Regions from separate parts of the Homo sapiens genome. Here all the other regions are linked to region 3. The links are chromatin loops, found by intact Hi-C in ENCODE. Cell type or tissue: mammary epithelial cell. All regions are shown on one strand.

Evidence for each region. Hi-C counts contacts between places; a loop is a spot of excess contacts. Peaks named below come from ENCODE experiments on the same cell type or tissue, not always from the same donor. Only the 100,000 strongest peaks of a DNase experiment are listed, where the experiment ranks them.
Region 1: it touches region 3 in a loop (8-fold over the local background); 6 of 110 quality-filtered maps call a loop at or near these places.
Region 2: a loop joins it to region 3, with 19 times the contacts of the local background. A loop is called at or near these places in 22 of 110 quality-filtered maps.
Region 4: it touches region 3 in a loop (4-fold over the local background); 5 of 110 quality-filtered maps call a loop at or near these places.

The regions. Positions count from the first base shown.
Region 1 is chr6:80,738,215-80,746,214 of GRCh38, forward strand. No RefSeq gene overlaps it. Among named protein-coding and RNA genes, the nearest start is that of BCKDHB, 640 kb to the left of the region's middle. In mammary epithelial cell, a CTCF peak has its summit at 4,496; no DNase peak of the experiment used is centred here.
Region 2 is chr6:80,211,508-80,219,507 of GRCh38, forward strand. The region is part of intron 8 of BCKDHB (branched chain keto acid dehydrogenase E1 subunit beta); the gene reads left to right. Among named protein-coding and RNA genes, the nearest start is that of BCKDHB, 110 kb to the left of the region's middle. RefSeq lists a silencer at 585-779. In mammary epithelial cell, a CTCF peak has its summit at 3,102 (motif pointing right); no DNase peak of the experiment used is centred here.
Region 3 is chr6:80,601,218-80,609,217 of GRCh38, forward strand. All of the region lies in intron 2 of LOC112267962 (a long non-coding RNA gene), which reads left to right. Among named protein-coding and RNA genes, the nearest start is that of BCKDHB, 500 kb to the left of the region's middle. In mammary epithelial cell, a CTCF peak has its summit at 4,381 (motif pointing right); DNase peaks (open chromatin) are centred at 4,154, 6,734 and 7,064; H3K27ac peaks cover 2,256 bases.
Region 4 is chr6:80,129,784-80,137,783 of GRCh38, forward strand. All of the region lies in intron 3 of BCKDHB (branched chain keto acid dehydrogenase E1 subunit beta), which reads left to right. Among named protein-coding and RNA genes, the nearest start is that of BCKDHB, 27 kb to the left of the region's middle. In mammary epithelial cell, a CTCF peak has its summit at 3,343 (motif pointing right); no DNase peak of the experiment used is centred here.

The DNA.
Region 1 (8,000 bases), 140 kb after region 3:
AAATATGGGTATGCCTGTATAGGGTAGCTCCATTATCTAATGGGCTCACCATTGTATATGTCTGTCATTGACCAAAACATTGTTGTGCATGACTGTATATTAGTATCATCTCTAACATATGGACAAAGAAAAAATTCCATAATATATAAAAGAAGTCAAATTATGGTTCTAAAACCAAAATTCGCTCCTTTTTTGTTGCATTCCCTCCCTCTCTCTGTCCCTCCCTCCCTTCCTTCCCTTCCCTTTCCTTCCTTCCTTTTTTTTTTTTTTCAGTACTGAGGTTATCAATTGTCTGTTCTATGAAAGTTACTCATGTAAAGTCTTTAGGATAAAAGGATCATTCCATCCAGGAATAAAAATGTCTAAGTGGATTCTTGACTTAAATTTATTTTAAAATGCTTTCTTTTTGTTACAATACTATATTAAGTGTTGGAATATATCAGTTCTATATTGTATTTTTTAGATTTAGTCAAACCAAAGACCCTGATACAGCAAGAATAAAAATATATCATGTTCAACAAAAGCCAATTTTTGACCTGAGTCACCTATGATGTGGATGGCAGTATACAAAGGGTTTATATTTTTTTAATTTTATTTTCTGGTTGATAAAAAATAATCATACATATTCACATGGTTCACAGTGATATTTTCACACATAAAACATATAGTAATTAAATTAGGATAATTAGCATATCCATTATCTTGAACGTTTATCATTTCTCTGTGTTGGGAACATTCCATATCCTCTTTTGAGCTATTTAAAACTAATAATACATTACTGTTAACTATAGTCAGACTACAATGCTGTAGAACACTAACTTATTCTTACTATCTAGCTGTAATTTTTTATCCTTCAATAAATATCTGCCTATCTCTCCTTTCCCCATACCCTTCTCAGTCTTTAATATCTTCTGTTGTACTTTTTACTTCTAGAAGATCAATTTTTTTTAGCTTTCACATATAAGTGAAAACATGCAGTATTTAATTTTTTACTACTGGTTTATTTCACTTAACATAACATTCTCCAGTTCTAGCCATGTTGCTGTGAATTATAGGATTTCATTATTTCGTATTACTGAATAATTTGTATTCCCTTACGTATATATACCACATTTTCTTTATTCGTTCAGCTGTTGCTGGACACCTAGGTTGATTCCATATCTTGGTTATTGTGAATAGTGCTGCAATAAACATTGGGGCACAGATGTCTCTTTGATATAATGATTTCCTTTTGATCATTCTCAGTAGTGAGATTGCTGGATCATATGTTAATTCTATTTGTAGTTTTTGAGGAACCTTCATACTGTTCTCCATAGTGGTTGTACTATGTATTCCCACCAACAGCCTTTAAAGGCTCTCTTTCTTCCACATCCTCGCCAGCATTAATTATTTTTTTCTTTGATAATAGCCATTCTAACTGGAGTAAGATGATATGTCAGTGTGGTTTTGATTTTCCCTTCTCTGATGACTTGATTTTCATATAGCTGTTGGCCATTTTTATGTCTGTTTTTTGAGAAAGGTCTATTCAGATCATTTGCCTATTTTTATTCCTTTTTTTTTTCAGTTGAGATGTTTGAGTTCCTTGTCTGTTCTGGATGGATATTAATCCTCTGTAGGATGAGTAGTTTGCAAATATTTTCTTCCACTTTTTAGGTTTTCTTTTCACTCTGTTGATTATTTCCTTTGCTGTGCAGAGCTTCTTAGTTTGATATAATCCCGTTGTTTTTGTTTTTGCTTTTGTTGCCTGTGTTTTCGAGGTCTTATTAATAAAATGTTTTCCCAGACTAATATCCTGAAGTGTTTCCTCTATGTCTTCTTTTAGTAATTTTACCATTTTGGATTTCACATTTAGTCCTTTGATCCATTTTGAGTTGATTTTTGTATAGGTTGAGAGGTGGAAGTCCAGTTTAATTCTTCAGCATGTGACTATCCAGTTCTCCCAGTACCATTTATTTAAGAGATTTCCTTTTGTAAATGAGTATTCTTGGCACCTTTGTCAAACATTAGTTGGCTGTAGATAAGCTGATTAATTTTTGGATTCTCTATTCTGTTCCATTCATCTATGTGTCTGTTTTTATGCCAGTACCATGTTGTTTTGGTTACAACACATTTGTAGTATGTTTTGAGGTCTAGTAGTGTGATACCTCCAACTTTGTTATTTTTGTTCAGGATTGCTTTGGTTATTTGGGGTCTTTCGTGGTTCCATTCATGTTTTAGAATTGTTTTCTGCATCTGTGAAGGATGTCATGGGTATTTTGATAGGAATTGTGTTGACTCTCTAGATGAATTTGAGTGTATTGTCATTTTAATAATATTAATTCTTTCAATCCATGAGTATAGAATGTCCTCCTATTTTTTGTATTCTGTTCAGTTTCTTTCATTAGTGTTTTGTAGTTTTCCACGTAGAGTTCTTTCACCTCCTTGGTTAAATGTATTGCTAGATATATTATTTTTTGGAGGTAGCTATTCTAAATGGGATTACCTTCTGGATTTCTTTTTCAGCTAGTACATTGTTCATGTATAGAAACACTACTGATTTTTGTATGTCAATTTTGTATCCTGCAACTTTACTGAATTTGTTTCTCAGTTCTAAGAGGTTTTTGGTAAAGTTTTTAGGTTTTATTATATATAAGATCATGACATCTGCAAGATGTTCAACATATGCAAATTAATAAACATCATACATCACATCTATAGAATGAAGGACAAAAATCATATGATAATCTCAATAGATGGAGAATAAGGTTTTGATAAGCTTCAATATCTCTTTATGATAAAACACTTAATAAATTAGGTATGGATAAAAATACTTCAACACCGTAAAGGCCATGTATGACAAATCCACAGGTAACATCTTATTGAATGGAGAAAAGCTCAAAGCTTTTCTTCTAAGAACTGGAACAAAACAAGGATACTCACTCTCACAACTCTCATTCAAATAATACTGGAAGTCCTAGCCAGAGAAATTATGCAAGAGAAAGAAATAAAGAATATCCAAATTATAAAGGAGTAAGTATTCACCTCTGACCTCTGAGGATTTGATGTGATCAGAACTAAAAATACAGATTTCTTGGATGCTAATAATATTAATTGTTTCCATAATTGGGGAGACTTCTCAGTATTTTTGCTTCACTTTAATTTACAAATTACAGTTTAAGGTGGTTTTCCACCTGAAGTTAGGAAATATCATTGGTGATCTTCCTTATTGTAATTGGGATGCTTAAAAGATAGCAGACTTTTCTCTAAAGAAGACATATAAGTGGCCAAGAGGTGTACAAAAATTATCATCATCACTAATTATTACAGAAATGCAAAAAAATTACAATAATATCACCTCACACCTGCCAGGATGGTTATTACCAAAGAACAAAAGACGAGTGTTGGCAAGGACATGGAAAAATTGGAACCCTTGCCTTCTGCTTATGGGAATGCAAAATATAGCAGCCAGTGTAGAAAATAGTATGGAGATTCACCAAAAGTTAAACATAGAACTTTGATGTGGTCTGGAAATCTCACTTCAGAGTGTTTATTCAAAATAATTAAAATCAGGATCCCAAAAACATATTGGCACTCCCATGTTTATTTCATTTCAGCACTATTAATAATAGCCAAGATGGAAAAACTACCTGCTCATTGACTGTTTAATGGATTAAAAATGTGATAGACACATAATGATATACTATTCAGCCTTAAAACGGAAAGAGACCTAGCAATATATTTCAACATGGTCGAATCTTGAGGACATTAAGCTAAGTGAAAATAGCCAGGGACAGAAAGACAAAAACTGCATTGTTCCACTTACATGGGGTATCTAAAATAGTCAAATTCACAGAATCAAAAAGTAGCACAATAGTGCTTGCCAAGGGCTTGGGGCAAAGGAAATGGGGAGTTGAGTTACTTATCTAAAGGCATAAAGTTTCAGTTAAGTAAGATAATTAAGCTCTAATAATCTGATGTACAAACATTATGTCTGTAGTAAGCCATAATGTTTTGTACATTTGTACATCATGTTTTGTACATTTGTAAATTTGTGAAAAGGATAGATCTCATGTTGTGATTTACTACAGTAATAAAGATTACGAACGTTAAAACTCTTTTATTTACTAATATAGTAGGAAAATATTTATATTTTTCTTTTTATATAAGTATGATTTACTAGTCTTTTAGATGGGATATAAATATCTGTCTATGCCAACCAATCCAAAGTTTTTTATTCTTTATTTTAAAAGCATTTTTCAGCATAGTGTAGGTGTTTTCAAAAATTTGTTCTATATGCCTAGTCTAACTATATATCTAATCTAAACTATTGGCTTAGAAAATTGAAGTTAATAGGTCAACTAGGGCCTTTGTAGGAGCTAAATGGCTCAGAACCTAACCAGTAGACTGTGGCGTCATTTCCTCTTAACACCAAAACAGTCTCTTTATTGAAAAAGATCAGTCACCAAGAAACATGTTATTTTTCTCACACATAGATGGCGCTGACCCATCACCATAAACACCTTTACTGAGTTTTCACCAATGAGTGGAATTTACTGAGTTTTCACCAATGTATCCATGTCTGGTCCCCAGATACTTTCTATTTCTAGAACTCTAACTGGGGTTTTGGGTGGAGTGAAGTCCTAAACAAGAAGCTGTTGTTATTGTGTATAACCAAGCATGTTAATATTTAGAAACGAAACATGTTGGCTGACCGGACTTTTCATATTTCAACTGAATAATTAGTTGGTATTGTGAGTGAAGACAATGGAGCCTGACTTGGACCCTTTTGCTTGCTCAACATCCCATGAACATAATCATTCTGAGCTACTGAGGATTTCATTGCATCACCTTCGCATCTGTTTTCCTTTTTTGAATGGAAGGGAAGAAACCAAAATTTACTGACAATCTAGTATATGCTAATTATTGGGTTAGTCATAAATGATATATTATTTAATCCCCTCATCCCAGTGGAAATTGGATTATCTTTATTTTACACAGCAAAAGGATGAAGGTCAGATATGTTATATGACTCTAGATCTCATAAGTAAGTCACCAAGTCAGCATGGTCTTGTGACTGATGCCTAGTTCAAAATTATTTAGGATTTAAGTCAAATGTTCTTTATATATAAACTTGTTATGAAATTAATAGTTACTTTTCTGTAATCCCAGCACTGTGGGAGGCTGAGGCAGGTGGATCATTAAGGTCAGGAGTCCAAGACCAGCCTGGCCAATATGGTGAAACCCCATTTCTACTAAAAATGCCCCAAATTAGTTCAGTGTGATGGTGCACACCTGTAATCCCAGTTACTTGGGAGGCTGAGGCACAAGAATCACTTGAACCCAGGAGGTAGAGGTTGCACTGAGCAGAGATAGTGCCACTGCACTCCAGCCTGGGAAACAGAGCAAGACTCCATTTCAAAATAAAACAAACAACAGAACAGAACAAAACAAAACAAAAAACTAACTTTATAATAGTCTTAATACTAATGTTATACTATCGTGGCTGCCACAGAGAAAGGTAAATATTATTTCTTTGGAAGGACAGAATACATATAGTAGCTCTCTTAAAAGATTGTCATACAATGAGTCATGAGATTAACCAATGTTCTCTTTGGTTTTAAAAAATTATTTATTAAATTAATTAATTAATTTGAGTAGGGGTATTGCTGTTGCCCAGGCTAGAGTACAGTAGCATCATCGTGGCTCACTGTGGCCTTCAACACGTGGGCTCAATTGATCCTCCCATGTCAGCCTCCCTAGTAGGTGGGATTACAGGTGTGTGCCAACATGCCTGGCTGTTTTTTGTTGTTGTTGTTGTTGTTGTTAATTTTTGTAGAGATGGGGTCTTACTATGTTTTCTAAGCTGGCCTTGAACTCCTGGCTTCAGGCAATCCTCCCATCTCAGGCTCCCAAAGTGCTGGAACTACAGGCATGAGTCACTGTGCCTGGATTTTCCTTTTGTATAGAACATACTGACTTGTGTAGGTGAAGATTTAGAAATATACAAAATATACTCCTTCTGTTGTTTATATTATTTAGTGAAAACCTATTATCTAGAATTGATATTTAAAAGTTATAAATATATTTTTACAATTTTATTAAGGACTACATGAATTTGAAAACTTCAAGGCCCATGGAAATCATAGGAAAAAGTACATAATTTTGATAGGTTTAAGAGAATGCAGTTTTATTAAAAAAAAACTTGGCTATTTTTGATGATTTGACAAAATTAATACAACACAGACACTTTACTACATCATTTATACTGGCTGCTTCTGAAGATCATCAGGACCACTCTCTTCAGAGACAAGAGGAAAAAAATCTGCTACTCATTATATGAAATTTGAAAACATCTGGATATTCCTTCCAGGGTTCTCTCTCACTTACCCAGTTTGACTCAATTACATCAGATATACCTACTTTTGCTCTCTAAGACCATGTTGGTAAAATTTCATGAGACATAATTATTTTTATATAAATTATCTAAATAAGAAAGGTGCTTATTTCTTCAATTTGGCATACTGTAACTAAGTCTCTATAGTTTAGATTATAGGATCTTCTCAAATCTTTGCATTTAAGGTACTTGTCATAAGCATTTGGTAAAGAAATCCCATGACAAAATTTATGGCGACCCGTAAAGAAGGACATTCAACAGAAGGATCAACATAAAAACAGAAGCAGAGGCCAGTGAACATGTAGGCACAGAGGCATGAAGACTTTAGGACTAAGGAAAATTTGAAGGTCAATATGCTGCAAGAGAAAAACAGTAGTTCTCGAGCCTTGACTTTCAGCTCCATCAGCTCCTTTAAGCACTTCTCTGTATTGGTTATTCTAGTTATATATTCATCTAAATTTTTTTCAAAGTTTTTAACTTCTTTGCCTTTGATTAGAATTTCCTCCTGAAGTTCGTACTTTGATCATCTGAAGCCTTCTTCTCTCAACTCGTCAAAGTCATTCTCCGTCCAGCTTTGTTCCATTGCTGGTGAGGAACTGCGTTCCTTTGGAGGAGGAGAGGTGCTCTGCTTTTTAGAGTTTCCAGTTTTTCTGCTCTGTTTTTTCCCCATCTTTGTGGTTTTATCTACTTTTGGTCTGTTGATGGTGATGTACAGATGGGTTTTTGGTGTGGACGTCCTTTCTGTTTGTTAGTTTTCCTTCTAACAGACAGGACCCTCAGCTGCAGGTCTGTTGGAGTTTGCTAGAGGTCCACTCCAGACCTTGTTTGCCTGGGTATCAGCAGCGGTGTTTGCAGAACAGTGGTTTTTCGTGAACCGCGGATGCTGCTGTCTGATCGTTCCTCTGGAAGTTTTGTCTCAGAGGAGTACCCGGCCATGTGAAGTGTCAGTCTGCCCCTACTGGGGGGTGCCTTGAGAACTATGTGAAGAATGCAGAAGCCTCAGGAGACGATGCGATCAACTGCAAGAAAGGGTATCAGTGATGGAAGATGAAGTGAATGAAATGAAGCGAGAAGGGAAGTTTAGAGAAAAAAGAATAAAAAGAAATGAACAAAGCCTCCAAGAAATATGGGACTATATGAAAAGACCAAATCTATGTCTGATTGGTGTACCTGAAAGTGACGGGGAGAATGGAACCAAGTTGGAAAACACTCTGCAGGATATTATCCAGGAGAATTTCCCCAATCTAGCAAGGCAGGCCAACATTCAGTTTCAGGAAATACAGAGAATGCCACAAAGATACTCCTCGAGAAGAGCAACTCCAGGACACATACTTGTCAGATTCACCAAAATTGAAATGAAGGAAACAATGTTAAGGGCAGCCAGAGAGAAAGGTCGGGTTACCCACAAAGGGAAGCCCATCAGACTAACAGTGGATCTCTCAGCAGAAACTCTACAAGCCAGAAGAGTGTGGGGGCCAATATTCAACATTCTTAAAGAAAAGAATTTTCAACCCAGAATTTCATATCCAGCCAAACTAAGCTTCATAAGTGAAGGAGAAATAAAACAGTTTACAGACAAGCAAATGCTGAGAGATTTTGTCACCACCAGGCCTGCCCTAAAAGAGCT
Region 2 (8,000 bases), 390 kb before region 3:
TGATACTTTTAATCTGAGTCATATCATGTTCCTTCTAGTTTCAAAAAGCCTCAGTGATTTCCCATTGAGAGAGAAGTCAAATTCCTTACCATGGCCTACAAGAATTTACCTGATTTCATCGCTTTCCACCTCCTACCACCCATCCACCCTTTAGAAAATGTTCTTTCTCCAGCAAGCCCCTTCATTCACTCTGTTATTCTATCAGGGGAACCTGCCCCCAACATTTCAACATAGATTCTTTCTATTTTCCATAAGTGTTGGCTGGCTGAGAAATAAAGAGAAAGAGTACAAAGAGAGGACTTTTACAGCTGGGCCACCGGGGGTGACATCACATATCAGTAGGACTGTGATGCCCACCTGAGCCTCAAATCAGCAAGTTTTTTATTTATTAAGGGCTTCAAAAGGGGAGGGGGTGTAAAACAGGGAGTAGATACAAAGATCACATGCTTCAAAAGGCAAAAAGCAGAACTACTAATAAGGGTCTAACAAAGAGCACATGCTTCTGAGGGAACAGGACAAAGGGAAAAAGCAGAACCACTGACAAGGGTCCAACAAAGATCACAAGGCAAAGGGCAAAAGCAGAACTACTGATAAGGGTCTATGTTCAGCAGTGCACCTGTTGTCTTGATAAGCATCTTAAACAACAGAAAACGGGGTTCAAGAGCAGAGAACCGGTCTGACCACAAATTTACCAGGGCGGAGTTTTTCCCCACCCTGATAAGCCTGAGGGTACTGCAGGAGACCAGGGCGTATCTCAGTCCTTATCTCAACTGCATAAGACAGACATTCCCAGAGTGGCTGTTTTAGACCTTCCCCCAGGAATGCATTCCTTTCCCAGGGTATTAATATTAATATTCCTTAAAAGAATTTAGCGATATCTCTCCTACTTGCATGTCCATTTATAGGCTCTCTGCAAGAAGAAAAATGTGGCTCTTTTTGCCCGACCCCGCAGGTGGTCAGACCTTATGGTTGTCTTCCCTTGTTCCCTAAAAATCACTGTTATTCTGTTCCTTTTCAGGTGCCCTGATTTCATATTGTTCAAACACACATGTTTTACAATCAATTTATACAGTTAACATAATTATCAGAGTGGTCCTGAGGTGACATATATCCTCAGTTTACGAAGATAACAGGATTAAGAGATTAAAGTAAAGACAGGTGTAAGAAATTATAAAAGTATTATTTGGGAACTGATAAATGTCCATGAAATCTTCACAATTTATGTTCCTGTGCCACAGCTCCAGCTGGCCCCTCCATTCGGGTTCCCTGACTTCCTGCAACATCATTCTGTTAGGCACTACTCAAATACCATTAAGGCCTTCCTTGACCAGCTTATGTGATACTGAATCCTATCAAGACTTCCTTTCACCTTTTCCTTCTTTCCTCTTCTCTGTAGTGATTAGCATGAGCTAAAATGTTACGTACTCTTGTTATTTACATTGTTGATCTTTCTTCCAAGTTCTGTGACAGCAGAAATTTTTGTCTTTTGGTTCAAAAATTCCCAGTACCTGCAACAATGACTGTGATAGGATTGGTGCTCAATAAATACTTGCTGAAAAGTAATAAATATTAGCAAGAGAAAGTTTAACAATGCTATGAAAACTGTTGTAATATTAAAATGTTTTCAATTTGGTGCTTCTTCTTGGTGCTCATAAAAAAGTTTAAAAAGTAACTTTAGAACAGTATTCTATGAATAAATACATTAGTTTATTCTAAATTGAAATATTTATTTAAAAGTTTTAAGTTTTGCTTTGACCTTGCATTTGACTTTTCTTAATGGTTGTCTATGTTTCATAATGGCATATAGAAATTATTTATTTGAATTCTTATTAGAATAGGAACAATTTATCTACTTTGAAAGGCAAAGTGAAATTGACTGTACAGTAAACTTCAGTTATTCTTAATTTCTAAGACATGAGTTTTATGGATAATTACATTTTCTGAATAGATGGGAGTTACTATTTGTATAGCAGCTTTTAAAACTGGGTCTGTCCTGAATTTCGTAGCCATCACAGCCACTGTGCACTGCTTTAGATGAGGGTTCTTCTCTGTTCAAATACACCCTGTTACAAGATACTGTCTCCCAGTCTTCCCTCCCCCTCACTCTCTGCCCAAAGCAATCTCCTACCTTTTTGAAGTTCTTGGGAAGTGTTTTTTTTTGTTTTTTTTTTTTTAATTTTAACAAAATTAGAAAATGATAGAGAAAATATCTTCATTTCTGTTCCCTCCATTTTTCTCTCCAGCTCTTTTTCCTGCTTTCCCTTTCTTTTCTCTTTTAAACATAGGTTATGTAGTAGAAGATGAAGACATACTCATAGAAATGAATAGTTGTTCTTTGGGTACATATTGGGCATCTCTAGTCTCAAGATATTTTAGGGGTAGTCTATCATAGGAGCAGGATAAGGCCTTAGGGGAAAGGAGCTAGAAGTAATTCAGCTGTGGCATGAGGGAGTGACAGTAGCTGGGAGGGAGGGCTCAGTGTTCTTAGATTTAGCATTCTTTCCTCCCATCCTTTCACCCCAATTATTTCCATTCTTGCTATAGAAGACTTCACTGGGGGAACTGGATAATAGCAGGACAGGCACTAAGGCTGGCAGAGTTAGTGGGAATGGAGACGATCAGGGAGCAGAGGTCTTCAGCAAAAAAGGAAAGGGAAATTGTAGAGCTGGAATGGGGAAGGAGTCAAACCTTAGTAATTGGATGAAGGACCAAGTTTGTTTACTCTTTGCATTTGCACCTGGGTGTTAATCACCAAGTATTTGTGAATGGTGCAGAAGATGTTCTGAAGACCCATAGATTAAATTGGAAATTTAATTCTGATTTGTTAGACTGAATAGCTTTAAACTGGTTTTATGGAGAAGTTGAAGAATTTGTCTATAGAGAATCTCTAATATTTAAGTATTGCCAGTTAAAATATACATTTTAAAAATTGGTTACTTGAACTTAAGTGAATAATTCCGTGACTGAATACTAGCTATTTTGTTTGAGGCTGTGTCTGTTTGAGGGGAGCAGAGGGGGACAGAAAGTGAGTTAATGAAATCAAGAACATTCTCAAACAGTTGAGGGGTTGGGATGGAAAGGGAGCTAGTAACTACCTATAACCACTAGAGGCCTCTCTTAGGCCAAGTTTCATGGTTAATACCACTAGGTTTCCACAGCGGGGCCTGGCTCTGCCATTGTAAATTAAACATATGTTATAATTCTGAATAAATAGTATGACAGTAGTTTTATTCTAGGGCATTATTATAATGTAACCTAAATGGTTTAGCTTATATATCAGAATAACTGATGATCTCGTGAATTGAAAACAACAAATTAGAATTATTTTCTCTCTTCTTTTTCTCTAAACCTTTAGTTAAAAATGTAATCAAAGACTATTGCTAGGTAAAATTATATGTCTTCTTGACCGTACAAGGATATATGGGTTTAAAATTATTCTTGTTACATGTTGTGTTTAATTGTTGAGAGTAGTTTATATTTCTGAGGGTAGACTATAATAAAGTCATTTTAAGTCATATGTTAAAAATTATGTGTATTTCTTTCATGCTTATAATAAGCCTCTAATATAAAAAAAAACTAAGAAATGATTCAAAGATCTGTTAGACTTAAATGCTTTTCCTTAGGCATAGGGAAAAATGGTCTCATTTTGTGTGAGTTTGGAATTATTTTGGATATGGTTTGACCTTGCAGAGAAAACAGGTAGGGCGGTGCCCTCCTCTCAGATGAGAATAGTTTGTTTCTCTGTTCCAAAACAGGATGGCTGACAATTTGAAAGTTGGTCCCTCCTGCCAAGTCATTCTTCCTGTAGGATTTTCTTTGTCATGATCACAACTAGTTAGTTGTTGTACTAATTGGAACAAGTTCTAGGCTGTTGGATGCTATATTGGGATGTGGCTACTACATTGATTGTCCTGCCTGACAGCCCTTGGCCACTTCCTTTAAGTCCCATGAGGGCAGGGAATTTTGTGTATTATGTTCATTGCTATATCTGCAAGAGTCCTGAAGAGTTTAGAATATAGTAGATGCTCAGTAAATATTTGTTGAACCATCTGAAAAATAACGTGGCATTTGGTTTTTCAGTGAAAGAAATTAAAGAACTGGTAAATCCTCTAGGAAGAAAATACACTGAGATTATCAGTCATGCCATGGGGTCTATTTTTATTATGATTTACATTTTAGGTACATTTTAAAGAAGATTAAAATAATAACTATGGGTTCTGACCTAATGTTATATATATATACTTTTTGTTTTTTTGAGACGGAGTCTCGCCGTGCCACCAGTCTGGAGTGCAGTGGCACGATCTCCACACTGCAATCTCCGCCTCTGGGGTTCAAGCCATTCTCCTGCCTCAGCCTCCTGAGTAGCTGGAACTACAGGCGTGCACCACCATGCCCGTCTAATTTTTTGTATTTTAGTACAGACAGGGTTTCACCATGTTGGCCAGGATGGTCTTGATCTCCTGACCTCGTGATCCGCCTACCTCGGCCTCCCAAAGTGCTGGGATTACAGACGTGAGCCACCGTGCCCGGCCAATGTATCTTACATAATAGGACTTAGTTCCTGGTAAATGGTAAATTAAAAAAGTTAAAACTACATATGTTATGCATGTTTCCTTTTGTATTCAAACAGTTCTTCTAATTAGACATCAGTGTCATTATTTTATAGGGAAGAAAACTGAGGTTTGGGGAAGGTGGAGCAGCTTACAGCCAGTGGGGGACAGCACTGGCTTCAACCCAGGTTGCTGGATAATAAAAATTGTCACTTGAGAGTTTTGCTGATCAAATGCTTCTAAATGTCAGCTTAGAACATATTTTATCATATGTCAGGAATTTTCTTTCACATTTGCCCACCTTTATAATATAAAGATATGTGTTTTACAGGTGGGCAAATGTGACCTGTATACACCTTGTAAATCACACTACCATATTTTCTTTCATTTAGCATTTTTTTTCCTTCCACATGGAACTGGAGAAAGCAAGATTAAATTATATAATTATATTGTTCCATTTCACATCCCACCTGATGTGTTTTTGGTGTCCTCTTATACACTTAAATTATTTGAGTTTGACTCAAGTTTTCATTTTGTTTAAACTGTTTGCTTTCACTGTTACGAATAGCAGTGAAAAGAAAGAAATCCGTTACCTCATTTCATAATGAAAAAAGATTATAGGTACATTATGTTCTTAGTTTAACATTTTAGGTGTAATACAAGAAATCTAAATGTGTTGACTTTCTGTTCTTTCTTTGATGGCGTTTAACTCTCTCCCATTAAACTGGTGCTTTTTTTACGAAATTGTATTTATTCTGTAATCGTTAAGAATTTCTTATCTTTTCTATTATAACACCCTGGCTTTGCAGTGCTGAGCAGTGATAATTTAACTTAAAAATTTATTGAAACTGTGATGTACAAAGGTTTAACAAAAGGATATTACTTTTCTAGTTTATTCCAAAACTGGGGCCAGCTATGGTGGCTCACTCCTGTAATCCTAGCACTGAGCCTGAGGCGGGTGGATCACTTGAGGTCAGGAGTTTGAGACCAGCCTGACCAACATGGTGAAACCCCACCTCTACTAAAAATACAAAAATTGCTGGGCATGGTGGCTGGCACCTATAATCCCAGCTACTCGGGAGGCTGGGGCAGAGAAACTCTTGAACCCGGGAGGCAGAGGTTGCAGTGAGCCGAGACTGTGCCATTGTACTCCAGCCTGGGCAGCAAGAGTGAAATTCCATCTCAAAAAGAAAAAAGAAAAAAACAAAACAAAACTGGGGCTACTCTTACCAGCCATGAATAGTCAATCTTTCCAAACACGTACTTTCTGTGCTTTCATTTTTTTCTTCTAGGAACTTGGTTTGTTTCTTTACGTGTTTATATTTTCTTTTATGTGTTTAATTAAGTTATATAGTTTCTTACATAACTATTTCACATCTCAAGTTTATCTTTTAATATTCTATATTTGGCATTGTGATCATATCATTACAGTTTTTTCTGTATTTCCCTTTCCTTTTTCTTTTTTGAATGTGGCAGAAGAGATTTAAAAATTCAAGCAATCCATTAACATAGCACTAAAACACACAGTACAATGGAGCTTATAATGCAAAGTATCATCTTCCTTCCCTGCCCCTACTCCCTAAACACAGCCACTTTTAACCATTTCTGTATTTTATTCTTCTGAAGGCCACTTCCATATCTCTAGCAATACATTGCACAGATATTTCTGCTATAATGGAGTATATACATTTCTGCAGAGTAAATTGGATTCTCCATGCATGCTCACTAAAAATAACAGGGTTTATGGAAAGAAAAAGTGCGTGTAGCAAACCACTTAAAACAGCTTGGTAACTAGAGCGAAGAAGGGTTTTTAACCAGAGTCAGGAAGGATTGAGCCTGTTGATTTATGGAGTTCAGGGCAAATGCATCAAAGTTGGGGAGAAAGATGTAATAAACACTTCTAAATCAGAGCAGATGGGCCAGCCTGAGCCAAGAGACATAGTGCATGGTACTATATTTCTCTGAGGCTTGAGTCAGCGCTGTGGCTCTGCTTTGCGTTTTGCTTTGTTCCTAAGTGGCATAAAACAATGTGCTGGGGCAGATTGTACATATGCCAACACGACTAGGTTGGTTGCCGCCACTTCTCACTGGAAACACATTTCATACTTGTGCCAGGAAAATGGACTTTTCCTTGCTCAGTCCATTCCCTCATGTGTTTCACTGCTGAGTTAGGTTTTGTCGGTGGAGCCTGGGTCACATCTTTATCTTGGCTATAATGGAGGCTGGAAAACATAGTTTTTTTATATTCTACCTTGGGAAAGTGGAATTCATAATTAGGAGAACTATCAAAATGTGGAGAATATGTTAAAAAGTTTTAGATTTTTCAGGAATCAGAAGCCTACCACACGCACATGCACTCATGCACACACATGCATATAGGTGTATACACGCACACGTATGTGTGTGTTTCAATGTCTGTAACTTTTGATTTATAAATTTTAACATAATTTATTCACCACTATGACACATAACAGTTTAGTGGGCTTGCATTCCCTGCTGTCTTCATCTCATATTTCCTCAGTTTTGAGTTATGATATTACCTGTATTTTATTTTTTCTACTGATTACCTCTTTATTGTAATTTATTTTAATTTCTATATCTTACTCCATTAACTTTGCTTAGAATCTTTTGACCTCTCACTATGTAAGAAGATGATGTTAATGCCCTCTACTCCTATATCCACTGTTCTTTCCTCCCTTCCAATTCCCATTTTCTGTCAGCTGATTATTTTTACATTGCCAAGACTGAGAACATTACATTGTTTTATAACCGAAATGAAATAATTAAACCCTTGATTTTAAAAGTTGAAAAGCAGTACACACTGTTAATATTATTATGATAACAAATATTTTTCACCACTGTTGGGGGTAAGATTTTATTTTTCACTTGAGGTCCAGTGCTTGGTCTTTGGGACCCTAAAAGGAGATTCTCTTGGCATCTAGATCAAATGGTTTGCCTTTTAAATTAGTGCATTAACTGTTCAATGTCTTGCCACATTCTGAATGTTTCATATTTGGGCTGTGGCATTCTTTTAGATCCTTTTGGATTTTTTAGTTTTAATTACCTTTCATTTTCTCTTTGAAAAATCAAGACAAGCCTTTAAAATATCTTGAAGATCACTCATATTCTTTTTTGGAATTTACTCTTTTTTTTTTTTTCTTTTTTTGGAGACAGGGTCTTGCTCTTGTCACGCAGGCTGGAGTGCATGGTGTGATCTCAGCTCACTGCAACCTCTGCCTCCTGGGTTCAAGCTATTCTCCTGCCTCAGACTCCCAAGTAGCTGGGATTGCAGGCATGCACCACGATGCACCACTAATTTTGTATTTTTTAGTAGAGACGGGATTTCACCATGTTGGTCAGTCTGGTCTCAAACTCCTGACTTCGGGTGATCCACACACCTCGGCCTCCCAAAGTGCTGGAATTACAGGCATAAGCCACCGCACCCAGGGT
Region 3 (8,000 bases):
GGATTTGTTATTACCTGTGTTTTGGATAAAAGTCATTTTAACTGGGGTGAGATGTCACATTGTAGTTTTGATGTGCATTTCTCTGATGATCAATGATGCTGAGCACCTTTTCATACAACTTCTTACTATTTGCATGCCTTCTTTGAGAAATGTCTGTTCAAATCTTTTGCCCATTTTAATCAGATTATTAGATTTTTTTCCTAAACAGTTGTTTGAGCTCTTTATATATTCTGGTTATTAAGCCCTGTCAGATGGGTAGTTTGCAAATATTTTCTCCCATTCTGTGGGTTGTCTCTTCACTTAGTTGATTGTATCCTTTGCTGTGAAGAAGGTTTTTAACTTGATGTGATCCCATTTGTCTATTTTTGCTTTGATTGCCTGTCCTTGTGTGGTCTCAAGAAATCTTTGCCAAGTCCAATGCCCTGTAGAATTTCCCCAATTTTTTTTTTGGAGAGTTTCATAGGCTAAGGTGTTAGACATGTCTTTAATCCATTTGGATTTGATCTTTGTGTATGACAAGAGATAGGAGTCCAGTTTCATCATTCTGCATATGGATATCCAGTTTTCCCAGCACCATCGGCACCATTTATTGAAGACACTGACCTTTCCCCAGTGTTCTTGGCATCTTTGTTGAAAATGAGTTCACTATAGATGTATGGATTGGCTTCTGGGTTGTCTATTTTATTCCATTGATTTATGTGTTTGTTTTCATGTGAATATCATGCTGTTTTGGTTACTATACCTCTGTGGTATAATTTGAAGTCAGGTAATATACCCCCAGTGTTGTTTATTTCTGCTCAGGAGAGCTTTGGTTATTGTGGGTCTTTTGTGGCTCCATATAAATTTAAGGATTTGTTTTTCTATTCCTGTGAAGAATGTCATTGATATTTTGGTAGAGATTGCATATAATCTGTGGATTGTTTTAGGTAGTGTAGACATTTTAACAATATTGATCCTTCCAATTCATGAACACGGAATGAATATGTTTCCATTTTTTAGTGTGTCTTCAATTTATTTCATCAGTGTTTTATAGTTTTCATTATAGAAATCTTTTATTTCTTTAATTAAATTAATTCGTTAATATTTTATTTTATTTGTAGCTATTGTAATTGGGATTACTTTTTTAATTTCTTTTTTAGATTGTTTGCTGTTATCACATAGAAATGCTACTGATTTTTAGATATTGATTTTGTATCCTTCAACTTACTGAGTTTGTTTATTAGTTCTAATAGTTTTTTTTTGGTGGAGTCTTTAGGTTTTTCCAAATATAAGATCATATCATCTGCAAATAAGGATAATTTGATTTCTTCCTTTTCAACTTGATTGTCTTTTGTTTCTTTCTCTTGTCTAATTGCTCAAGCTAGGGCTTCCAGTACTATGTCGAATAACAGTGGTGAAAATGGGCATTCTTTTCATCTTCCAGATATTAGAGGAAAGGCTTTCAGTTTTTTTTTTTCCATTCAGTATGATACTGGGCCTGTTAAATATGGCTTCTATTGTGTTGAGGCATGTTTTTTTTATACCCACTTTTTTGACGGTTTTGATCACGAAGGCATGTTGAACTTTATCAAATTCTTTTTCAGCATTAATTGAAATGATCATATGGGTTTTGTCCTTCATTCTGTTGATACAATGTATCACATTGATTGACTTGCATATGGTGTACCATCCTTGCATCCCTGAGATAAATCCTACTTGATCACAATGAATCATCTTATAAATGTGTTGTTAAATTAGGTTTGCTAGTATTTTGTTGAGGATTTTTTCATCAATGTTTATCAAGAATGCTTGCCTGTAGTTGTCTTTTTAAAATTTGTCTTTGTCGGTTTTGCTATCAGGGTAATACTGGCCTCATAGAATGAGTTTGAAAATATTCCCTCCTCTTCTATTTTTTGAAATAATTTGAGTAGTACTGGTATTAATTCTTTTTTAAATGTTCGGTAAAATTCAGCAGTGAAACCCTTGGGTCCCGGGCTTTTCTCTGCTGGGATACTTCTTACTATGACTTCAATCTCATTAGTTGTTATTGATCTCTTCAGGTTTGGGATTTCTTCATGGTTCAGTCTTGGCAGGTTGTATGTGTCTAGGAATTTGTCTATTTCTGCTAAGCTTTCCAGTTCATTGGGATATAGTTGTTCATAATTGCCACTAACGATCCTTTGAATTTCTGTGGTGTCATTTGTAATGTCTCCTTATTCATCTCTGATTTTATTTAGATATTCTCCCTTTTTTCTTCATTGGTCTAACCAAAGTTTTGTTGACTTTAATTTTGCAAAAAACATTTTTTTTGTTTCTTTTATGTTTGTATTGTTTTCTTCATTTCAGTATCATTTATTTATTCTGTGATATTTATTATTTCTTTTCTTTTACTAATTTTGGCTTCAGTTTGTTCTTGCTTTTCTGGTTAACATGAATCATTAGGTTATTTGATATTTTTCTACTTTTTTGATGAAGGTGCTTATAGCTATAAACTCCCCCTTAGTACTCCCTCTGCTGTATCCCACAGGTTTCAATATGTTGTGTTCCTATTTTCATTTGTTCCAAGACATTTTTCAACTTTCTTCTGAATTTCTTCATTGACCCACTGGTTATTCAGGAGCATGTTTTTTAATTTCCATGTGTTTGTATAGTTTCCAAAATTCCTCTTGTTGTTCATTTCTAGTTTTATTCCATTGTGGAAAGAGAAGATACTTGATGTAATTTCAATTTTTTGGAATGATTTAAGACTTATTTTGTGACCTAACATATGGTCTATCCTTGAGAATGACCCATGTGCTGAGGAGATGAATATGTATTCTGCAGCTGTTGGATGAAATGTTCTGTAAATATCTATTAGGTTCATTTGGTCTAGGTGCAGATTAAGTCCCACGTTTCTTTGTGATTTTCTGTCTGGGAGGTCTGTCCAATGCTGAAAGAGGACTGTTGAAGTCTCTAGCTATTACTGTATTTAGGTCTATCTCTTACTTTATCTTTAATAACATTTGCTTTATATATCTGGCTGCTCCAATGTTGGGTGAATAAATACTTAAAATTGTTATATCCTCTTGCTGAATTGATCACTTTATCATTATATAATGACCTTTGTTTTCTTTTTTTGGAGTTTTGGCCTTAAAATCAATTTTGTCTGATATAAGCATATCTACTCCTGTGCTTTTTTGCTTTCCATTGGAGTGGAATCTCTTTTTCTATCCATTTATTTTCAGTCTGTTTGTATTTGTAGGTGAAGCGTGTTTCTCGCAATCAACAGATCACTAAGTCTTTGTTAAAAAATCAATTTAGCCACTTGATCTCTTTACTGGATAATTTAGTCGATTTACGTTCAATGTTATTATCGGTAAGTCAGGACTTCTGTTATTTGTAGTTTCCTGGTTGTTTTGTGGACTTTCTCTTTCTTCTTTCTTTCCTTCCTGTCTTCCTTTTAGTGAAGGTGGTTTTCTCTGGTGTTATGTTTTAATTTCTTGCTTTTTGTGTGTGTGTATCTGTTGTATGTTTTTTATTTGAGATTATCCTGAGGCTTGAAAATAATATCTTATAACCCATTATTTTAAACTGATGACAACTTAACACTGATGGCATAAAGAAACAAGCATACTAACAAAAAGCAAAGAGAGAACTAATAACAATGCCACACTTTAATTTTGTCCCTCTGCCTTTTAACTTTTTGATCTTTCTATTTATATCTGATTGTGCTGTCCCTGGTCTTGAAAAGCTCTTGTAGTTATTATTTTTGATTGACTCATCTTTTAGTCTTTCTGTTTAAGATACAAGTCATTTACACTCCACAGTTACAGTGTTTTTTTTATTTTTTTTGTTTAATTACAGTGTTTTTTAAAACACAATATTCTGTATTTTAAATCAGCATATTATTGATCACACTGTATCTTGCTCCTTCAACAACTACTCCTATTGCTTTTGAGTTTGTGTTCTATAACAGTCATTTTTGAGTTTCAGCCCAACTCCTGCCTCTTGTTTATGAATTTTTTCAAATCTTTGAACATGCAGTTGATACCATACAATTTAGTCCTGAATTATATACTGCCTCTTTGTTGGGTAATATTATATACGTGTGTCTTTTTCTTCCTTGAGATCATATTACTTTAAGACGAGGATGTCATATGTTCCCTTCTGAGTCATGCTCAATAACTGTTGGACTGTTAATCTAATGGAACTTCCATATTCATGTTCTCCTATCTAGTCATTTATACTTCAAACAAGTAGAGATCCAACAACTCAATTACAGCATTAATCAACTAGAGAAGTCCTGATACCCAAATCCTTAAAGTCTGGGAAAAATTAAAATATATTAGCATTTTTGAGGCTGATAATGGGGCTGGCAAAAAGGAGAGTTCAAAGCACCCACTCTTCATTCTATGAAACCAACCAGCAGAGGGAGCAAAAGAGATATTAAAGTTTTTCTGTTTCTGCTTGCGGACCTTCCTTGATGGTTGCTGTCTAAAGCTAGGCTATACTTTAAAAATATATTCCTTTAATCCCAAGGTAGAAATTCTGCCATATAATTACCATGTGTCTGTAAAACCAGTTCTAAAAGATTCTACGTGAAGGATTTCTTTCCCCAATTTTGAGTGGAAACCTTAAAATCTGCTGTTCAAAATCTAGGACTAAAATTCTAGGCTTCTAGGTGGCTTAGGAAGTAAGGCAAAGAGATTTTGAATGAATAAAAAATTTAGCTTTCTAACTGTTGCTTAGGTAAATGATATTAATAAATTTCTGCTATGTTTGGTGTTATCTGAAATCTTTCAAGAGATTTTTTCACACTATAATGGAGTTTTTACTACATTCAGAATCAATGTATATTTTCTATACAATCAGGAATATCACAGAGATGGTCACTCGGAAAATAATGTTTTAAAATATATATACATGCAAGTATCTATGTGTACACATTTAACACATATACTATACATAATATGTGTTCATATTTTCATATGAAATGTCTTTTAAAGATTATAGGTCAAAGGAGCTTCTCATTATCCTGGATATTTGGGCTTAGACAATTTTGTCAAATATAATCATGATGATTGCCAAAGACTCATGTATGATTTACGGCACCCTTTGCAAAGCTTTAAGAATGTCATTTCTTGCATTCTTCAGATGAATTCAGTATAAAGTTTTCTTGGATGTATCATATCTTGTTTCCAAAAGTGTCCCCTAAATTCAATAAAGTTATATTAAAGTATTGCCACAAGGGAAGTAAAGAAGCAAAAAATAATAAAAATATGTGATGATGCAAAGCTAATATGAGTTTAATATGAATCATTTTATTCCTCTGCTAAAGGATATCAAGAAAAAGAAGGATTTATAGCATATTTCATTTTTAAAGAGAAGACAATTTTGTTTCTTTTGTGTTGGGCTTGTATAAATTGTTACACTAATGAAATATAACACAAACTCTGGGAATTTCCAGATATCATAGCACGGCGGGCATTCTCATCACTTGTAATTTCTAATATTAGGTAGAATTATATTAGATTTAGTTGTTTCAATTGATCATTAAAAACATGTCATATGAAGAGTCCTTTGATTGAGACTATTAAAATTATTTTATGAGGAAGTAGATTGGACACATTGTGTGTGTCTGTATGACTGATCAACAATATAATATTTGCCTTCCCTAGGAAGAAACAATCTATCTGTCATAAAAATCGTTTCTTCTATTATCTATTTCTACTCTGTAGAAAATTTTTAACATAATGTGGTTATTCCTTGTGCCAAAGGCATAAATTCACAGAGTAACTGGAACTCTGTGTGGGACACCTTTTCTGTCCTCTGGCTGGGTGGTTGGATTATGCTGTGGAAAGAACAGCATTACAGCTTGGAGAAGAAAACGCTCCACCAAGTGTTTTGTAAGAACATCCAGAAGAGAAACAAATAAACCAATGTTGGCATTCATTTCATGAAAGACACTAAAAAAGTAAAGTTTGAAAACTCAAAGTCTAAAAGCACCTTGTATTTTAAAAGAATTAAACCTTTAGGAAGATTTAACTGTCTCATGCTTCTTGGTAATAGCAGTTTAAAGAAGTCCATTGTTTTAGATTTTTGGTTGTGTGAATATGGGTAATGTTTGAGTTTGTTGAAGTGATTCACGGATTGGGAGAAAGTGCTGAAGAGAAGGTGGAGTGGTGTGGTTCAGTGAGCTGGCTTGAATTAGCAGCCCAGACATGTCAGTTGTATAGACCCAACTTTATCATTCAGTAATTGCTTATCCTTGGCCAGTTCAGCAAATTTTTTCTCATCTGCTCTTCTTATAGGGTCCAATAATCAAATGGAGAAACTGAAAAAGCCTGGCATGTTATAAAAATGTGGACTATCTTTATGAAAATTATTTGTTGGTATTAAAAATACTCAAGTAGATGATCATTATGGTAGTTTTGAATGATTTTTAAAATTATACTCTAGAATACACAGCTTGGAAATAATAAATCTTAACTAAGAATAAGCCAAAGTGCCCTGATCTTTGGAAATCAGATGAAAATAATGCAGTATTCTTGAGGACATTCATGGTGATTAGGGAGATGACCTTGACCGGTTATCAAATTCACAACCTCTTACAATGGACCAAACCTAAGCCAATTTGATTAAAAGAGATTTTCCATTGTTTATAAAGACTACCATGGCCAGCCAGCACTTCATTCCAATACAAGCAGTTTAAATATTATGCAATCCTTTCTTATGTAATTCTTGATTCTCAGGCCACACCAGCATGGGGATAAAAATAGAACATTATGATTGCTGCAAACTGGTATTTCTCTGGCCATGCTCCTATTCACCATGTGAGAACTCTGGATTACCCTTACATTTTTATTAAATAATTATAGCATTCTTAAGATGTATGTCATCTACAATCAGAAAATTTAGCCTTTTAACTACCCAGTGGCATCCTATGCTCGATTTTCTCTATCTTTTATCATATGCCAGTGTAATATGTCTCCTGCCTTCTGGTATAAAAAACAGCAGCTTTGCTGCCAATGCCACCCTATGGAGATGATTCTAGAAGGAACAGTGTCTGTTCCCAGGCTGCTAGTGCTGACTGCCAAATGTGTCAACGAAGTCTTAGCATTAGTCACCAGTATCTCCTGCTGTGGGGGATGAGATTAACCCCAGCGCTGTAGTTGTCTTGTGTTCTGTATATCTGTGCTGGTCGCCCTTGGTTTTACTTGTTCTTCAGTCAATGCTATTCTGGTATTTGGTCAATACCATTCTGGTATTTGGTCATGAATCTGCAAGCTCTGAAGTAAGGGGAATATGAGTGACTGACATTGTACTGCCCAATAATTTTGTCTTGCCTTTTATTTTGTAGTCCTTGAACCAAACCTGTGTGTCTCAATTCAATTTTGCTGTAGTTTTACCCAGGAGGAGTTTCAGTCTCTTCTCTAATACTCCCTAGCAGGCACACCTTATAGCCCTACCAATCACAGGTAGTTCTTTAGGCTTAAACTGATATACTATACCCCAAAATATTCCCTAATAAAATCTATATCATGATAACTTCGAGGCGTTTCCTTTAGTTGGGGTCTTAGAGGCCTCTCTCATTTTTATAGAAGTACTTCATATACTAACAGATCATAGACAGCCTTCCCAAATATCACTTCTGCAAAAAGAACCTCAATTTTTTTAAAGTAAGGGTGTTATTTTATAGACTATTTCTTGTCTTTTTGATTGTAGGCTTGAAGTTTTCTTCAACTTATTGAAAAACTGGGATACCTCATTCTAAAATATAACTCCTCTCTTTCACAGCATTCCTTTGTTTATCAAGCCTAAATGATGAGATGAAGCATCATTTATGGGGTCCTAACATAACCCCCATTCTCAGTATGTCCAGTGTTATTGGAATCACACAAAGAGTGCATGCCTTTTAAATGACACATAAGAATGAAGTGTTACAGCAGGCTCCTGCTTTACCCTGGCTTGTAGTTTCCTGAGAGATGCCAGAATTGGCCAAGGGAATTCTTTTTGAAAAGATGGAAAAAGGTTCCATGGAA
Region 4 (8,000 bases), 470 kb before region 3:
CAGTCTTTTCTCTTAAGGCCTTAAATTGATTGTATGAAGCCTACCCACATTATAAAAGGTAATCTGCTTTATTCAAAATCTACTGATTTAAACGCTAATCACATCTAAAAAATACCTTCACAACAACTTCTACACCTGTGTTTGACCAAATATTAATAATTGGGTGCCATAGCCTGGTCAAGTTGACATATAATGAACCATCACATTATCCTTCTTACATGTTTTATCCCAGCTGATGTCTTTAATTGGCATGTGATTGATTTCTGCCCATTGCTTTTATTAATTTCATTTGACTCAGTTAAAATAATCAGAATGCATTTTGGTCCATCTTTGAATTCCCACTCTTCTGACTTGCAGTGTAAGGAATGTGTTTTGACCTCCTATTGTTAGGGATACCTTTGAAATGCTTTTGACATTTTATTTTTTGTCTTAGTCTTACCTGATTTAGAATTCAGCAAAGCAGTTCACGTGAGGGCTGGCAGGAGCTGATATCTCCCTCTCTTCTTTCCTTTGGCATTGCTCTATATTGCTTGTGTATTCATACGGGGCAAGAGGAGTGAGGGTCTTTAAAATTTTTTTTTAAATTGTTGTCTCTTTTTCTGTTCCACTCTTTCTGAGGTTATGTTATACTTAAATCCAAGAACCCATACATGTTCCATCTCACTTATTGGGAACTTCCAGCTTAGTCTTTTCTTTTCCATTTATAGCAGGTTGAGTTTCTGGATCCAGTCCGTCTGCTTTCTCCTACTTCTAATACCTGCTTAGAGCTTGAGGTAGTTGGGCAAAAGATTATTTTTCCTGATCATTTAGACTCCTGCTACAAACTTTTAGATCTTTAATAAACAGTTAAAAATCTTTACACATTTGATTTCAAAAGTAATGCATATACATTGTAGAAAATTTGGAAAATATAGAAAAGCATAAAGAAAATAAAAATTGCTCATGTTTTCAGAGATAACTTGGAGATAACCACTGTACACGTCTTGGTATATATACTTCTAGACTGTATTTGAATATGTTTGTATATATTAACTAATATTTCAAACACAGAATTATACTTCTGTAACTGAGTCTTCTCTGTATCCAGTATAACTATGCTGTGGAGCAGTGTCTAGACCTCACAATTCCATCTTGCCTGACTCAGTGTAGTAGCATGCCATGTGCTTTCTGAATAGCTAATATTTATTCAACTCACTGCGTCAGGTACTGTTCTGAGTGTATTACATGTACTGCTTCATTTATTCCTCCCAAAAAATCTAGGGGTTTGTGTAGGCTGTTGAGTCCTCTGCTGCCTGTCTGCCCAGGTTCTCATCCATAACACTCTGCTTACCCCTTCTGTCTGGGGCATTTTATCGATGCCATCTGCTGCTCATACACTGGTGACTCCTGAATTTCTGTCTCTAGTTCAGACTTCCGTTCTGAGCTTCAGATCTGTGTATTCAGTTTCTACTGCACATCTTCACCTCAGTGTTCCACAGTCACTTCAAACTCAGCATTTCCACACCTAAGGCTGCTACATGCACCCAGCAAATATATGCCTCCTAGTGCATTTCCTATTTTGGTGAATATATCACCATCCATTTAGTTACCTAAGCCAGACACTGGGGAAATTCTAAGTGTCTTCCTTCTTTCTAGTTCCCCACATCCAGTGAAGTTGTATAATTATATCTAATCTGGCCCCTCCTTTCCATTCTTACTGCCCTGATACTTAAGATCTTTCATTTTTCTCTGCCTGCAGAGTTTTATTTCTTTTCTTAGCAGTCACCACTCCTTTAGTCTTACCCTCCCTCCAATCCATTCCCTATCTTGTTGCCAGTGTGATGATTTTAACATGCATATTTCTTAGCAGGACATACAAAATACTTTTTTTTTTTTTTGAGATGGAGTCTCGCTCTATCGCCCAGGCTGGAGTGCAGTGGTGCGATCTTGGCTCACTGCAGCCTCTGCTTCCTGGGTTCAAGTGATTCTCCTGCCTCAGCCTCCTGAGTAGCTGGGACTACAGCCGCATACCACCATGCCCTGCTAATTTTTGTATTTTTAGTAGAGATGGAATTTCACTGTGTTGGTCAGGCTGGTCTCAAACTCCTGACCTTGTGATCCACCTGCCTCGGCCTCCCTAAGTGCTGGGATTACAGGCATGAGCCACTGCGCCTGGCTACCAAAGACTTTGAGAACTACTTAGGTAGCTACCTGACCTCATCTGCTTTTATTTTTATTTTATTTATTTTATCTATTTTTTAGTTTTTACTCTACAGACCTAGGAACTTGAGCTTTTTAAAATTTTTATTAAAACTAATGTTGAGTTACTGGTTGTTTCTCTTAAGCCCCCTGTTGTTTTTTCTTCTCTCTTCCTTTGCACTTGCTATCTGGGTCTCTCTACCCTGTCTGATTACCTGGTAGACTCCTATTTCTTCTTCAGAAGATTCCCCTGTGAAACTCTTCCGGACCCTCCAAGCAGACTCAGGCAGTTCTTTATCACTATTCACGCTGCACCTTTTAAATCTTGAAAGTTGTACTGTAATCCATAACTCCCACCAGAAAGTTGTCAAAGGCAGCAGATCTTTAAGCTGTTCCACAGAATGGATCCCTAGGACCTAATATTGTATCAGGCAGTATTTATGAAGTGCGTGCTGTTGAGTGAATTTACCCTTTGCTCTCACTTAGACAGTGTCCTACTGTCTCAGGAAGGGGATTTCCCTCTCTCACATTAATTATTTAGGTTGGTCTGATTTTATTTTCCTTAAAAAATAGGTTAAAATGGGGAGAAACTAACTCTTAACTTGAAAAAGTCCAGTGCTCTTAGAGGGTACCTGCAAATTTATGTTTCCTGTCATGGCAGGAGGCTGAGCTAACTAATGGCTAAGTAACTCTTTTAGCTTTATTGTCAGCAGCTGCTGTGAATTTTTACAATAGTTTTAGGGCAGTGAAGTTACACTTTATTAATTTCAGGTTGAGGATGTTGATCAAGATGAAAAATTAAATCGCTGATACTTTCTAATGAGAGTAAGTGAGCTTCTGTTTTCAGAAGTGAAGAATAAAGGAAAGGGTGAAGAGAAATATATTAAAATACATTTTTCTTGCATATTTAAAAAGTAACATATACTTAAAAAATTATCTGCCCTTTTGAATATAGGGCAGGAATTTTTAGCTATACAGAAGCATAACTGTCTGCTTAGGATTTTTAAAGGATAATTTGTATTTAAAATAACTAAAAGATTATGTTGATATAGTTCAATATAACAATCAAGTCACACTGCATTAAATGACATAGCAAAGAAAACCCTTGTGCCAGATCAGTTCGCTTTCTGGGGAGTGCTGAATGTTGAGTGGGAAAGGATCAAGTCAGCAGGTGGCAGCCTACCCTTTGAAATGAGAACATCCCTGTTGGCATTGTGCCAGCACTTGAACTGCTGCAAAGCATTTTATATTCCATCAGAAGGCGGAATTTGAAGGATTGTGGGTTACTGACATACGTTGTAAAGCTGAATACTACTTGATATGACAAAGAAGGAATTGCATAATTAGAGGCAATGCTATAAGAAAAGGAAGAGAGGCATAGAGCATTTTGTATTCCAGACGATCCAGATGAGTGTGGATTTAGTACCACTAAACTGCTTCTCTTCCTTGTCCTTTGATAGAACAAAATAGTATGAGTGCTTTGAAAATTAGAAGAAAGAAAATAGTATGTCCTCATCAACATTGCATTCCAAATGGCAGCTTTAACCACTGTACGTAATGAGATGTATTGATTAGGAGCAACAGCTGGACCTCTGGGGAAGCAGGGAGTGGGAGAGGGCAGTTAAAGGTAGTTGATTTGTAGGGTATGTGTGATTTTATGTTGAATGCCACACATGCTTTCTTTCTTTCTTTTTTTTTTAAGACAGAGTCTTGCTCTGTCACCCAGGCTGGAGTGCAGTAATGCGATCACGGCTCACTGTAACCTCTCTCTCCCAGGTTCAAGCAATTCTCCTGCCTCAGCCTCCCAAGTAGCTGGGACTACAGGTGCCCACCACCACACCTGGCTAATTTTTGTATTTTTAGTAGAGACGGGGTTTCATCATGTTGGCTAGGCTGGTCTCGAACTCCTGACCTCAGGTGATCTGCCTCCCTTGGCCTCCCAAAGTGCTGGGATTACAGGCGTGAGCCACTGTGCCTGGTGTCACACATGCTTTCATTCATATAAGTAATGAGACAGATTCCTCATGGCATATAAAAAATCCATTCGTATTGTCATTCTCTGAGAGAGAGAGAAAGAGAAAGAGTGTATGTGTGTGTGTGTGTTATTAAAATAAGATTTTGGTGTGTCAGGTTTAAGGTATGTTTGTAACATTATTCTATACTGATATAACTTGCCTGGTTGTGGTTCTTAGTGTATATTTGGCCCACTTATTGGAGGAAATTTAGGTGAGGAAAGGAATAGCTGAGGACCTCCTGAATTAGTCTACAGGCCTAAACATGTGCCTTTTCATGGGACTTGATGTTTTTCCATTACTGTATCCATTCCTTTACACCACAGGTGTGGCCTGTCATAGCAGCTTGGGAAAACTAATATAACCACTTACTTGTTTTCTTATGTAAACATCACTGAAATTGTATAACCAGATACTTTAATACACTGAAGTCAGGTTGGAAAACTAGGACAGGCATGCGGTGAAGGCAAGTTTTTGTCTATAATATATCAATATTTGGGAGTTGACTTTGGGCCTCAGTATCCTCATCAGTAAATTGAAGGGAAAGGACTAGGTGGTCCTCTGGGATTCTTCCAGAGCATACATTTAGGTAAGCTTTATGGTTTTATTTGTTTTTAAAAAGAGGAACACAGTTTTTTCATGCTTTGATTCCCTTTACATTTAGAGGTTTTTTTGAATATAGTTGTTATAGCATTTTGGAACCATGGGGTACCTTAGGCATTTAATTTAATTTTTTCTTAAGATGTCCCTTTTCCAGCGTTTTGTTTTATTTTATTTATTTATTTATTTATTTATTTGAGTTGGAGTCTCACTCTGTCACCCAGGCTGGAGTGCAGTGGCGAGATCTCAGCTCACTGCAACTTCCATTCCCCAGGTTCAAGTGATTCTTGTGCCTCAGCCTCTGAGTAGCTGGGATAATAGGCATACACCACTATGCCTGGCTGATTTTTGTATTTTTAGTAGAGATGGGGTTTCATCATGTTGGCCAGGCTGGTCTCGACCTCCTGACCTCAAGTGATCCGCCAGCCTTGGCCTCCCAAAGTGCTGGGATTATAGGTGTGAGCCACCACACTTGGCTGCTTTTCCAGCATAAGTTTTAAATTTAGGGGTGTTAGCAAAATCTTTGCTCTCTTATATATTTTTTGTGAATTATGAAATTAATGTCTTTAACAGAGAAAGTGATCTTCCATTATATGTTCTTGTTGCAAAGAACGGGTTATTTGGGTGATACTCATACTCTTGGATTTAGTGTCAGGGTTCCATTGTAGAATGGCAATCTGTGAGATGGGGGTTTGGTTTCTGGGTTGTTGAAACTAATTTTATGGAAGAAAAAAACAGGATAAAATTCAGGAAAATTCCTTAGGGAAATTGAATATGTAGAGGATTTATTTCCCCTATTGAAGTATACATATTTATGACATACAAGCAGATTGAATACCAGATATAGATTGTGAGATGTCTAACAGGAATTTGGAGTGAAAACAGGTATTAATAAGTTGGTGTAAATCTGGTTTCCTAATATATTTATTAAAAATATTTTTAAAGGATTGTTAGTAGCTTTAAATTGCTCTTGATATTACAAAGTTCTTTTGTTTTCCAAAGGTGCACATGTTGGCAGAACTAGATGAACATGTTTAATATGCCTTTTTTTCCCCACAGTGCTTTTTTCACAAACATTAATTTATTTCTAAAAATTATGGTCAAATATATATAACATTTACTGTTTTAACCATTTTTACAGTTCAGTGTTATTAAGTACATTCACGTTGTGGTGCAATTATTACCACCATCCATCACCAGAACTTTTTTCATCTTACAAAACTGAAACACTATAACCATCTAACAATAACTCCCCATTTTCTCTCCAACAGTCCCTGGCAAGAACCCATTCTACTTTCTATCTCTATGAATTTGACTGTTCCTTATGTGAGTGGAATCATTTAGTATTTGTCCTTTTGTGACTGCCTTATTCATTTATAATAATGTCCTCAAGGTTTATTGATGTTTCAGCATGTGTCAAAGTTTCCTCCCTTTTTAAGGCTGCATAATATTGTGTTGTATGCATATACTACATTTTGTTTATCCATTCATTTGTTGATGGATGTTTGGGTTGCTTCTGCCTTTTGCCTATTGTGTCCTAAGACTGCTATAAATACTGATGTGCAAATATTTGGTAGTGTCACTGCTTTTTTAATTCAGAAGAACAAAGTTGGAGGACTCACAGTTCTTTTTTTCAAAACTTACTGCAAAGCTGTAGTTATCAAAACGGTGTGACAGTGGCAAAAAGACAAACATTGATGAATGGAATAGAATAGAGAACCCAGAAATAAACCCTTGAATATCTAGTCATTAATTTTTGACAATGATGCCAATACCATTCAACAGGGGAAAGGACAGTCTTTTCAACAAATGATGCTGGGAAAACTGGATATTCACATGCAAAAGAATGAATTTGGACCTTTATTTAACACCATATACAAAAATGAACTCAAAATAGATCACAGACTTAAATGTAAAACTATAAAACTCTTAGAAGAAAATGTAGGGGAAAAGCTTCGTGAAATTGGATTTGATAATGACTTTTTAAATATGGCTCTAAAGGTATAGGCAACAATAAAAATAGATAAATTGGACTGCATCGAAATTAAAAATATGTACTTTGAAGGACACTATTAACAGGGAAAAAAGGCAGTTCACAGAATGGGAGAAAATACTTGCAAATCATGTATCAGATAAGAGATTAATATCCAGAATATATGGAGAACTTCTAAAACTCTACAAAAAAAACCCCAATCAATTAAAAAAATAAGCAAAGGACTTGCATAGACATTTCTCCCAAATTGATAATTTATATATAAATTACCAGTATATAAATTACCAGTGAAAAGATGCTCAACATCATCAATTATTAGGAAATGCAAGTCAGTATCCCAGTGGAATACCACTTCGTACTCATTAGGATGGCTGTTATCAAGAAAACAGGAAATAACAAGTGTTGCTGAGGATGAAATTGGAATCATTGTGCATTGTTGGTGGGAATGTAAAGCGACACAGCCACAGTGGAAAACAGTACGGTAGTTCCTCAAAAAATTAGAATTTCCATATGATGCAGCAATATGCCTTTCTTTTTATCTCATTTAAAAAATCCAGCTGAATGAGTTAGCATAGAAAATGGAATGGAAATATTGATGCATGCTTCATTTACTTTAGTTTTTCTTATTTATTACTTTGATGACCTTTTGTGATTTTTCCAAATAAGGATTTTAGACACTACTAAAATTAGAATGGGTACAAACGGTCACTGTATTTTACTTTCTCTAATTTATAACACTGACCTCTCAGAACTTTAGTTCTATATGACGTGGATATAGACTAGATAAGAATTTCTCAGCCTGTCAGCACTATTTATTTATTTCTCTATTTATTTGTTTAAGAGTCAGGGTCTTGCTCTATTTCCTATACTGGAGTGTGGTGGTACAATCATACTTCACTGCAGCCTTGAACTCTTGGGCTCAAGCAGTCCTTCCGCCTCTCACAGTATTCTCACTGTTGGCTTGTTGACCAGTGGCTTAACAAATACCATTTAAGAAAATAAGATATTTAATATATTTTGTAGGATATCAGAGCTGGGGAGAAATGGAGGGTATATCTAGTCTAGTGGTTTTCAACTGCTGGTGATTTTGGCAATGTCTAGAGATATTTTTGGTTGTCATACCTTGGGGGGTACCACTAGAATCTGGTGGATGGAGACCTAGAATGCTGCTAAACATGCACAGGGCAGCCCCACCAAATAACTGTCCGTACCAAAAT